Regions from separate parts of the Mus musculus genome. Here regions 1, 3 and 4 are each linked to region 2. The links are chromatin loops, found by intact Hi-C in ENCODE. Cell type or tissue: heart. All regions are shown on one strand.

Region 1 (2,500 bases), 990 kb after region 2:
TAGGTAGAGAATGCAGAAGGCAATTCAGATCTGTCAAACAGCTGGTAGGAAACTGCCTTTGTACCTGAAATGATATGTTATTACTTTGGCAGTGTTATCTTATTCCTCACCATAACTTACTCCATTCGATTTACTTAACAAATACTTATGAAGTGCCTACTATGTGTGCCAGGCACTGTCTTCTCTAATCTTCTAATTCTGGAAAAATCATACCCAAAGGATTAACTAATTTTAGAGTGGCACTGACAAACAGGCTTTGAACTTAGGCCTTCATCCTAGTTTCTTGAATGAACCCCTCCTCCCTGACGACCATGCGAACACACTTAGAAGCTTATTAAAGTCCTGAAGTGGCCGAAAGATTCAGTGTCTAGGTCACTACCATCGTTGGATACCACGGGTCGCAATGAAGAAACTTCATGGCTAAACACTTGATCACGGAAACGCTGAATGCACGAGGCAGAGAGGTCAGTTAGGGGAGCAAACAAACCTGCTTCGCCCCTTCAGAGAACTCAGCGATACTGAACTCTTTGTCGAAATAGGCCCAAATAAGGAAGGCGTAAATTCGAGTCCGGACCCAGTTGATGGGATTGGAAAATCCCAGAATGATCATTCTGGTTCTCTGGCGTTGCTGGGGCTGCTCCTCGGTGCTGTAGCTGCGGCTGGGACTAGCGGGTAAAGAAGCGAGGGCTGGAGGATGTTCTACCCGGCCGAGAAGGGATCTTCGGGAGCTCCAGGAACGCAACGCAGGGCTTGTCCAGGCCCGAGTGTAGCGAGGGATCGGAGCCGCGCTTGAGCCCAGGCGACGGCGGCACAGGCAGCAAATTTCAGTCAGCGTCAGCCTCACCTCGGTGCTACCGAGAGTCCGGAGTCGGGTGACCGGGCCGGGCAGCGGCCGGGAAAGCAGGGGCAGAGGTAGGAGACGGGCGGCCAGCGCCATGTTTGTGACCTTTCACCTCTGCATGCCTGTGCAGTACTGAAAGCAGGCCGGAGGGAAACCAGCTCGCCGGGGTTGGAGAAGTGGAGCCAAGGCCGCCTCGCTGCCGCCGCCTCGGGTGAGTCCTCTCATTTCGGCTGTGTTAGCCCTCAGCCCAGGCCGAAGCCCTCGGGCTCCCCGCCGTGCGCACTTCGAACCAGCCGCCGCCCTCTGGGGTCAGTCACCTACGCGGACCATTTCTTCCGGAGTAGTGTTTCCAGGGGAAATCACGCGTGGAAGAACTCGTCCAAATTCCCAGGCCTGTGAATTTCACCATGGCTGAGCAGCGTCTTCCGGTACCCCGGCTGCGGGGCGTCTCCCGGGAGCAGTTCATGGAGCATCTTTATCCACAGGTGAGGAGGCCCGCCGCGGAAAGGCAGGGGAGACACCCCGGTACCTTCTGGCGGCCCATCTGCTCTCCTGCAACCCAGAGATTGTTCGGGGGAAGAGAAGGCGCTCTGCTGTCAAGGGAGTGAGCGGAAGGGACCTGTAGCCCTGCTCGGGAATTCAAAGCCCCGGAGAGAAACGGCCCCACATTTTTGGGGAGCAGGATGACCGGAGAAAGCTGGGTGGCACGAAGCTCACTGAGAGGTCGCGCGTGTGGCTTTCTGACCTCACGTGCTCCCTTTCTATGGAGTTTTTCCTAAAGTCTAGTTCAGGATCCCTCGCCCTTCTCTTGCTTGGTCCTAACAGCCCCTGGAGTATTTCGAGATATTAGATTTTTGAAACTCGATATTTCAGTCTAATGAAGGATTGCAACAGGGAAACCAATGGAAATCGTCTCGTAGGTTTCCTCTGGTACAAGTCATTCCTTGATTTAAGCCAGAATCATAATTAAGGATTAAGCCCTTTAGTTTTGTTTTGTTGTTTTGTTTTTTCCGAGACAGGGTTTCACTGTATAGCTCTTGCTGTCCTGGAACTCACTCTGTAGACAAGGCTGGCCTCGAACTCATAAATCCGCCTGCCTCAGCCTCCGAAGTGCTGAGACTAAAGGCGTGCGCCACCACCGCCCGGCTCCCTTTAGTTTTTAAAGAAAGAAGTAGCAGAAAGCAGTTAGATTTAAGAAAAGAAAATAAGTTTGCTCTCAGGACTTTTCAAGAAAGTCCAAGTATCAGAATAACAGAGTAAGGATTCTGGCGATTATTCTAAGGGAAAAAGTCTCTGAAGTATATTAGTGGTAGTAAGATAGGATCTGTAGCTACAGCTACGCTATGCTGCTGGAGCAGCCTGAAGTGTTCCTTTGAGAAGACAGGATTACTGATGACCCTAGAAGAATTTCTAATTGAGTCAATATAAGGCAGAGTTTAAGTTTACTAAGAAGTTGTAGTTCATGTTTCAAGAGAGATGCTTTGGGCTAATACTATAGTTTGATCAGGTAAAACCATGGTTCACTAACATTGCACAAGGAGGTTAAGATGTGTCTTTTTTTACAGGTCAGTGGTGGCACATGCTTTTAATCCCAACATTCAGGAGGCAGAGGCAGGCAGATCTCTGAGTTCCAGGCCAACCTGATCTACAGAGCAAGTC
Region 2 (2,500 bases):
AAGAATTAAAGATGTATGCCACCATGCCCGGCCAATGCCAGTTTTCAAAGAATACCATTTAAACTTTTTTTTGTTGCTGGGTGGTGGTGGCAGTGCACACCTTTAATCCCAGCACTTGGGATGCAGAAGCAGGCAGAATTCATTTCTGAGTTCAAGGACAGCCTGGTCTACAAAGTGAGTTCCAGGACATCCAGGGCTATACAGAGAATCTCGAAAAAAAAACAAAAAACTTTTGTTGGTGTTGGTTTTTTAAAGACAGGGTTTCTTTGTGTAGTCCTGGCTATCCTGAAACTCAGAGGAGATCTGCGAGCCTCTGATAGGAGTACTAGATTCAATCCCCAGATTGCCAGGAGCTCAGGCCTTTAATCCTAGCATTTGGAGGCCATCCTGAGCTACAATCTAAGACTCTGCTAAACCTTAAAAAAAAAAAAAATTAATGTGAATCTCATTCTATAATTCTTTAAGTTGAAATCTGATTTCTACCCACACTCTTTTCCCAGACCTATGCCATGTGAGACACTCTATAAATGAGTCACTTTCACATATCTCCACAAAGTCTAGGTGAAATCAGGGACTTTAGGAGTGCCCCCCCCCTTCTATTAGCCCTCTTTGTTCAAATTCTTCTTTAAACTATGAGCTTAAAGTCACAGGTTTTAGCCACTAAAAAAAAAAAAAGAAAAGAAAAGAAAAGAAAGAAAGAAATTTGAGAAAGCAGAGAAACACTAAGGGAGCAGTTAATCTGAAATAGAAGTTAAAGAGAAAATCAAGTTTCTATTATTTTCGGGTTAGTAACATGCAGCTACCTGACTGTGAGAGAAACCAAGATATGTCTGAAAGCTTGAGGGTGAGTTACAAATAAATAGTTACCTCTTTTTCTGGTTTTAAAACGCTGGCCTGATAGCGTTGGTTTTTGCTGCTTTTGATTATTCATAAAAGACACCCTAGAAAAAGGAGAAAGAAGGCCTTAAAAACACCCGTGCCAGTAATATTAACTTCTTAAACCAAGTATCAAACCTTAAATCAAAATTACAATTAAAGCAAGCCCAAGACGCTTTCAGTTAACAGGCAATAGAGAGGGTGCAGGTAAGTTTCCCTCTCCAGGAACCCCTTGATGTAAGTGCTGGAACTACACCTTGATAAAGCATTTTACTATCACCCTGTCTGGTGGCAAATGGCCTACCACAAACCTAACTACTCAGTCTCTCCTACACCGTTCTTTGCATCTCCCACTTTTTCTAAGTAACCCGAACTTAGAGGACTGTCGCGGTCACGAGCTATCTGTCAAAGGCCCTGAACCGCATCAGCGCTGCCCTCATTCCAAAGTGGCGCCGAGAGCCGCAGAGCCCGCTTGCACCCTTCCAAGATGCAAAACTGAGAGCTGGCCGCAAACGCTACAGCCCCAGCCGCCTCCTCCTCCCCGGGCACGTGTCTCCACATCCACACCCTTTCCCGTGCCTCCCGCCTCTCGGGGCTCGGGCGGCGGGCCCCGGAGCGCCGCAGGCCCTTCTCCACCGACCCTGTCGCCTGCGGTGGTGGCCGCCGCGCCGAGCGGACCACAGGCGCCGAGGCGCTGCGCGCCGGGGCCCCCGCCGCCCCGTACATCCGCCCGCCCTCCCGCGAAAGCAGCGGCGGAGGCGGCGGCCGCGGCGGTGGTGGCGGCGGCTGCGCCCCGCCCGCCGAACTCCCCACGCGTACATCACCCAACAGAGGCCGCGGCGGCTTTGTTACCCAGGCCGGCCGGGGCGCACACGGGGGCGCGCCGCCACCCCGGCGCCCCGCGGCCTCGCCCGCCCTCCAGAGCGGCGGCCCGGGCCACGGATCCAGGCCCCGGGTCCCGCCGGCCCCTCCGAACCGCGCCGCCACCCTCCTCCTCCTCCGGGCCACGGCGCGCCGCTCTTCCCCGGCGCTGCGCCGCGCTCGCCTCACCGAATTTAAGGCGAAGAGAAAAGAGCCAGAAATCCCCGAGCTGGCGGCAACTGCGGCGCTGTCTCCTCTGCGACCGGAACTAACGCGAGCAGGAGGGGAGGAAGAGGCGCCACCCCCGCCCCGGAGGCCTGCTATCGCGAGATTTCTACCCTGCGCCAGTTCGCACTCCCCCCTGCCGAAGGCCGCGGGGTTGCAGCTCGGGGGCACCGGCTAACACCGCGGTGGTAGGCGTCTCTGTCCCACCCTAAAGCCCCAGGCTGCCCTGACTCTTGTACCAGGGTAGCCCGTCCCCCTTCCTCCGCCGCAGCGGCCGGCCTCCCCCTCTCCGGGCGGGGATGGGAGTGGGAAGCGGCCCCTCAACGGCCGCGAGTTGGACCAGTCCGTCCCGGTCCAGCCCAGACCCCTCCTCCGGAAGCTGGAGCCCGGGGGTAGGGGGAATGCTGGGCGGCGGGCGCAGAGGCCGGGGCGTCTGTAGGGTTCTGCCTGGGTGAGGACTGCAGCCCGGCCTCCCTGCTCTGCGATGCGGTGTGCTGAGGGCAAGTCTGACCTCGGCCTGTCACCACGCCTTGCAAGG
Region 3 (2,500 bases), 98 kb after region 2:
CAAACCAAACCAAACCAACCAAACCAAGCCAAATAATCTTCCCAACCGCAAACTAAAACTCAAACCCAAGGGCTGGAGAGATGTCAGTGGTTAAGAGCAGTGGCTGCTCTACCAGAGAATCTGGGTTGAATTTTCAGCAACCACGTGGTAGCTCACAACTGTCTGTACCTCCAATTCCAGGGGATCTTGTACCCTCACACAGGCATATACGCAGCAAAACATCAATGCACATGAAATAATAATAAAAAAAACCAACAACAAATACTCAAACCCTAAATGCCTGCTGTATCTCTGCAGGAGCCCAGTAGAGCTAACCTTGTTCTCTGTCAAATGATTCATTGTCCCGAGAAGACCCTGGCTCTCTTTAGGGAAAAACAAACCAGACACAACATCGTATAAACATCTTACTGCTGTTATTTAAGCCAGAAATACAGAGACCAGAGTGGATCATCACTGCCTCTTTTGGCTTTTTGTTGCTTTCTGTTTTTGAGACAGTCAGTCTCTTGTTGCCAAGGCTGACCTTGAATTCTGATCCTCCCTCTCCATCCTTCCACGTTGTTGGGATTCCAGGCATGAGGGCAGGAGCCACCATACCCTGATCCTGCTTCTGGTTTTGACACAGACAGCAGCAGCAGCAGCAGCAGCAGCAGCAACAACAACAACAACAACAAAACAACCCCATGCAGCTCAACCCTCTAGCGGGGCTCCAAAATGCCAGCTCCCTGTTCTATATAGCTCTGTCCTCACGGGAGTTCATACTCTGACCGAGGCCAGACAGGCCATCTGGGCCTTTGTTGTGGTGCTTCCATTGTTCACATTACCTCCTCAGTGTTTCTATATGGTTTTAAACTTTGACTCTATGCCTCATGGGCCCATCAGCAGTGACTTTGGGACACTTCATATTAATGCCTTTAAAAGAAAATTAGGCTGAGCCAACTGTGGATATATGAATGAACGTGTAGTTTAAAGAGACCTTTACATCAAAGGTGGGACTGTTGTAGAGATATATGACTCCTGAGGGTGCTGCCGTGAGCACAGCTGGTTCCAGACACCCCAGTGGTGCTCACACTGCTGGCCACAGGAAGTTTCCTGAGGACCACTAGAGGGTGCTCACGCCTTAGCTTTAAGCGAGTCATTGGCCACAAGTTGCACAGACTTCAGAGCCTGGCTGGCTTCCTTTGGCGGAGGGACCAAGCTGGGCAGTTAATGTGAAAAGGCAGTGGGGCTTCTGAACTGTGAGCTGGTGACCTTGTAACCTGATGCCCTTGGGCGAGCACATTTTCTTTTTGCACCGCAGGTTCTTCATCTATAGGGGAAAGATTAAGCTATGTTGAGGATTTTGAATTGTGCCTCATATAAGGGCCCCAGAGACAGGAGGGCTGAGGAAAAGTGACCCTTTCCTATGGAACAACCTATTTTCATTACTGACTTTACTGATACTTGGTATCAGAGAAAAGTCAGAAAGCGGGAAGACTGGCCAGTGCTTGGCCAAAGAGTATGGAGGGTCTCTGGCTACAACCTTGACTTTGGCCATGAGGTTTGCAGAGGAGACACACTTTCACTTCAGAAAAAGAATGCAGTATGGGCCGGAGCTAATAAGATAGGTACCTGAGGGTGATCTGCCGAGGTTAGCCATTCACTACTTCCTAGCAGGGCTGGAACTTACCTCCACTGGTTTTAGTCACCATTCTTAGATCAGGAATTCTAGCAGGAGACAGGAGGACAGGGTAAAAGTGTCCTTGAGACTTCATGGCTGGTCCTGAAGGAAAAAAATACATTTTAGAGAGAGAGAAAAAAATGCCCTTTCTTTTACATTGAACATTTCTCATAAAAACATTCAGACACAAAGCTTAAACTTTGATAATAAATATGTATGGAAGTGAAAGCAATGACCATATATATATACTCCTCTGCCCAATGTATGCATTCCCTGACTTGTACTCCTGCTATGTAGACCAATAGGAAATAAAACCGTGAGAGGCTCCTCAAACTCCCTTACACATAAGACTGGCCAGTGCTTGGCCAAAGAACCTGGAAATACTTCTAAGAATGTTTGTGGCTGAGAGTAGTGGTGCATGCCTTTGATCTCGGCACTCAGGGGCAGAGCCAGCTGAATTTGAACTCTGTGAGTTCAAGACCAGACTGGCCTGCATAGTGAGTTCCAGGCTGGTCAAAGTGACAACACTTTTTTGACTGCCTCAAAATAAGCAAAACAACAACAACAACAAACAACAAAAGACCAAACCAAAACAACAAACAAAAACAAAACACACACACACACACAAAACACCCCAAAAAACCAAACCAAACCAAAATAGAGAATGTTCATATGACTCGGTGTCAAGCACCTGCTGATCATGTGTGAGGCTCTAGGTTTGATCCACAGCATGGAAATAAAAAGACATTTATAAAACCTGGGGGCCCTGGAAATAGCTGGAGCTATTTTAACAGACTGGAGGGGCAAATCTTTCCGTGCTCATATAATGGAGTAGAACCCATG
Region 4 (2,500 bases), 51 kb before region 2:
AAAGGTTCCTCCCACCCACCATCGGTAAATAACACAATCTCGGGGGTTCACAGTGTGACCAAACATCCTGTAACAAGCTACCAACGAGACTGATGTAACTTGTGGCTTTCTTGTTATACAATAAACTTCTATTGTGAGATGACACGACCACGTCCCGGTGTTTTTCTCGGACAATGTGCTCACAGTACAGACACATTTAAAGCATTATTTGAATGGGCTGGAGCTGCCGTACAATGGAGAGATGGGAATATCCATTGTCAATCTACATGATCTTTAGCCCTCTGAACAGCCACTTGCTATTTTTCAATTACACGAGAGCTCTCTTTGCACTTGCGTGTGGTTTTTCTTTCATTTACGCATGGCTCAAGACCTTTTCCAGAATAATCAAGGGCCGCGTGGCATAGCCTTTATTCCTGGAGTCAGCACCCTCACCCCTCCTGCAGCAAGGCAGTTTTCATCTGCAACCTCTCCTTCTATATTCATGTTCCCCCGGCCCTCTGCAGTCACCACAGCCAGCCCGATGTGCACCTCCAGCGAGAAGAACAGACAGCCCCCGCGAGCCCTTCAGTGGTTCACAACTCACCAGTCGCAGAAGCTCTTTCAGTGTATCACTTCCGCTCTGCTCTGAAGCTCCTGGCTTTGTGGAAAGAGTTGGGCAGAAGTGGTCCTGTGCGTTCTGCTTCCGACTCCAGGCCGCTGTGTGAAGTTGGGCGGAAGTTGTCCTGTGCGTTCTGCTTCCGACTCCAGGCCGCTGTGTGAAGTTGGGCGGAATTGGTCCTGTGCGTTCTGCTTCCCACTCCAGGCCGCTGTATGAAGTTGCTGGGCGACAGCGGGTTCTGCTTCTTAGTGAGGTTGTGGGTAGAGCTCTCAGGGGCCGAGGGGTGAGGTGCGTGGTCCTCCGAGTCCTAGTCGGTGTGATGAGGAGAGACTGACGGGAGAGTAGGGCGTCCCCTGCGGAGGGCTCCGGGCTTCACTTCTGTGGCGCACAGACACGCCTTTGGAACCCGCAGGCATGCCGGCCCTTGTAGTTGAGGCTTTTCCGTTCCCGCAGCAGTGGTGCTGAGCGCAGTGGGTGAGTGTGGGGGAAAGGCTTTTATCCTTTTCTCCGTGCACTCAAACGCCTGCTGCGCCCCACGTTGGTGCAAATTTATTTCTTGGGATCCTCGTGGTGAACTCTCGGGCTGGAGATGGTATTCCTGGGACTTTTAAATACGATTGATAAGTTAGCAAGATGTGGCGTTTGGGAAAAAACAAAACAAAAGTGTGAAGTATAGAAATGTATTGTACAGACGTCTTAAGTAAAGTAGGTGTCCCGGGTAAAGGGAGCTCCAAGTGCCTATCTAGAGCACTAGACCTGGAGGTGGGGCTATGCCTCCCTTGCAGAAAGCCTTGAAGAAAATGAGTAAAGTAAGTGCGCACTGGGGTGGCTTGTTGCATTGGGTAGGATCAACACTTTTATGATAGGATTTTCATTTAGAGGATGCTAGTCTAAGCTTTTCGTTGTAAATCTACCATAAAGATGAACAAGTATGGTGGGAACTTGATAGGGTAAAGTGAACTAATTCCTCTCTCTTGTAGGAGATTTGAAAAATTAAACAGTGCTTCCTAGAACCATCAAGAAGGAAAATGGTGAGTATGTATCATAGAATTATTCTAACTGGGTGGTTGGTTGCTTGTTTCTAACCCCTTTGGGTTCCCTGGAGCTGGAGACACAAGCAGATGTGGGTGCTGGGAACTGAACAGGCCCTGCTGCAAAAGCAACAAGTCCTGGTACCTGCCAAGCCTGCCCTCTCAGCCGCCCATTACATGGTTTTTAATTTGTGTGTGTGTGTGTGTGTGTGTGTGTGTGTGTGTGTTTTGGTTTTTTGAGACAGGGTTTCTCTGTGTAGCCCTTGCTGTCGTGGAACTCACTCTGTAGACCAGGCTGGCCTCAAACTCAGAAATCCGCCTGTCTCTGCCTCCCAAGTGCTAGGATTAAAGGCATGTGCCTCCACGACTGGCTGTTTTTTAATTTTTAATGAATATTTTTTTGGAGGAAGTCAGACAGGATAGTGAGTGTGTAGCTCAGTGGCAGAGTGCGTTCCTAGGATAAGGAAGGAGAGGGGAAGGGAGGGGATGTGGCGAGGGAGAGACTGTGTGTACCAGTATAGAGGGAACAAAGTAGAATAAACAAGTGGACATGATCATTACAACGTTACCCTGCTGGTGTGGTCCCAGCACTCAGGAGGTAACCTTGCTCCCAGCCTCTATAGGCCGTCGCAGTCTCAGACCTTTCATTAAAAGACACAAAAGGAAATAAACGAGCAAACAGTGTGCCCTTTCCCCGCAGAGATGAGCAGCACAGGTAGAATAGCAGGGAGTGTAGCTCCTGTGTCCACTGAAGCACCCCACTCACCTCCACCCTGGCCCACTCACTGCGGGACACTGTTGTAAGAAGACAGGCACATGCATACACTAGCAAGATTTTGCTGAAAGGACCCTGATATAGCTGTCTCTTGTG

Evidence for each region. Peaks named below come from ENCODE experiments on the same cell type or tissue, not always from the same donor. Only the 100,000 strongest peaks of a DNase experiment are listed, where the experiment ranks them.
Region 1: a loop joins it to region 2, with 5 times the contacts of the local background. A loop is called at or near these places in 7 of 42 quality-filtered maps.
Region 3: it touches region 2 in a loop (3-fold over the local background); 12 of 42 quality-filtered maps call a loop at or near these places.
Region 4: it touches region 2 in a loop (10-fold over the local background); 2 of 42 quality-filtered maps call a loop at or near these places.

What each region holds. Positions count from the first base shown.
Region 1 is chr1:57,405,210-57,407,709 of GRCm38, reverse strand. It overlaps Tyw5 (tRNA-yW synthesizing protein 5), which reads left to right and starts at 1,036. Exons shown (of 8, transcript NM_001037742.2): 1 at 1,036-1,326. The coding sequence starts at 1,249. It overlaps Maip1 (matrix AAA peptidase interacting protein 1), which reads right to left and starts at 1,444. Exons shown (of 5, transcript NM_001081181.3): 1 at 488-1,444. The coding sequence starts at 937. In heart, no CTCF peak of the experiment used is centred here; DNase peaks (open chromatin) are centred at 949 and 1,229; H3K4me3 peaks cover 2,454 bases; H3K27ac peaks cover 1,906 bases.
Region 2 is chr1:58,392,643-58,395,142 of GRCm38, reverse strand. Bzw1 (basic leucine zipper and W2 domains 1) reads right to left here and starts at 2,245. Exons shown (of 12, transcript NM_025824.4): 1 at 1,927-2,245; 2 at 868-941. The coding sequence starts at 931. In heart, a CTCF peak has its summit at 1,081; DNase peaks (open chromatin) are centred at 1,492, 2,052 and 2,342; H3K4me3 peaks cover 1,951 bases; H3K27ac peaks cover 1,508 bases.
Region 3 is chr1:58,295,122-58,297,621 of GRCm38, reverse strand. It overlaps Aox2 (aldehyde oxidase 2), which reads right to left. Exons shown (of 36, transcript NM_001008419.2): 10 at 1,667-1,759. The region is part of intron 2 of Gm15759 (a long non-coding RNA gene); the gene reads left to right. Among named protein-coding and RNA genes, the nearest start is that of Aox2, 18 kb to the right of the region's middle. In heart, a CTCF peak has its summit at 1,093 (motif pointing right); a DNase peak (open chromatin) is centred at 1,101.
Region 4 is chr1:58,443,718-58,446,217 of GRCm38, reverse strand. Ppil3 (peptidylprolyl isomerase (cyclophilin)-like 3) reads left to right here and starts at 732. Exons shown (of 7, transcript NM_001285827.1): 1 at 732-1,072; 2 at 1,579-1,629. The coding sequence starts at 1,627. Nif3l1 (Ngg1 interacting factor 3-like 1 (S. pombe)) reads right to left here and starts at 1,067. Exons shown (of 7, transcript NM_022988.3): 1 at 584-1,067. In heart, a CTCF peak has its summit at 964; a DNase peak (open chromatin) is centred at 767; H3K4me3 peaks cover 1,852 bases; H3K27ac peaks cover 1,554 bases.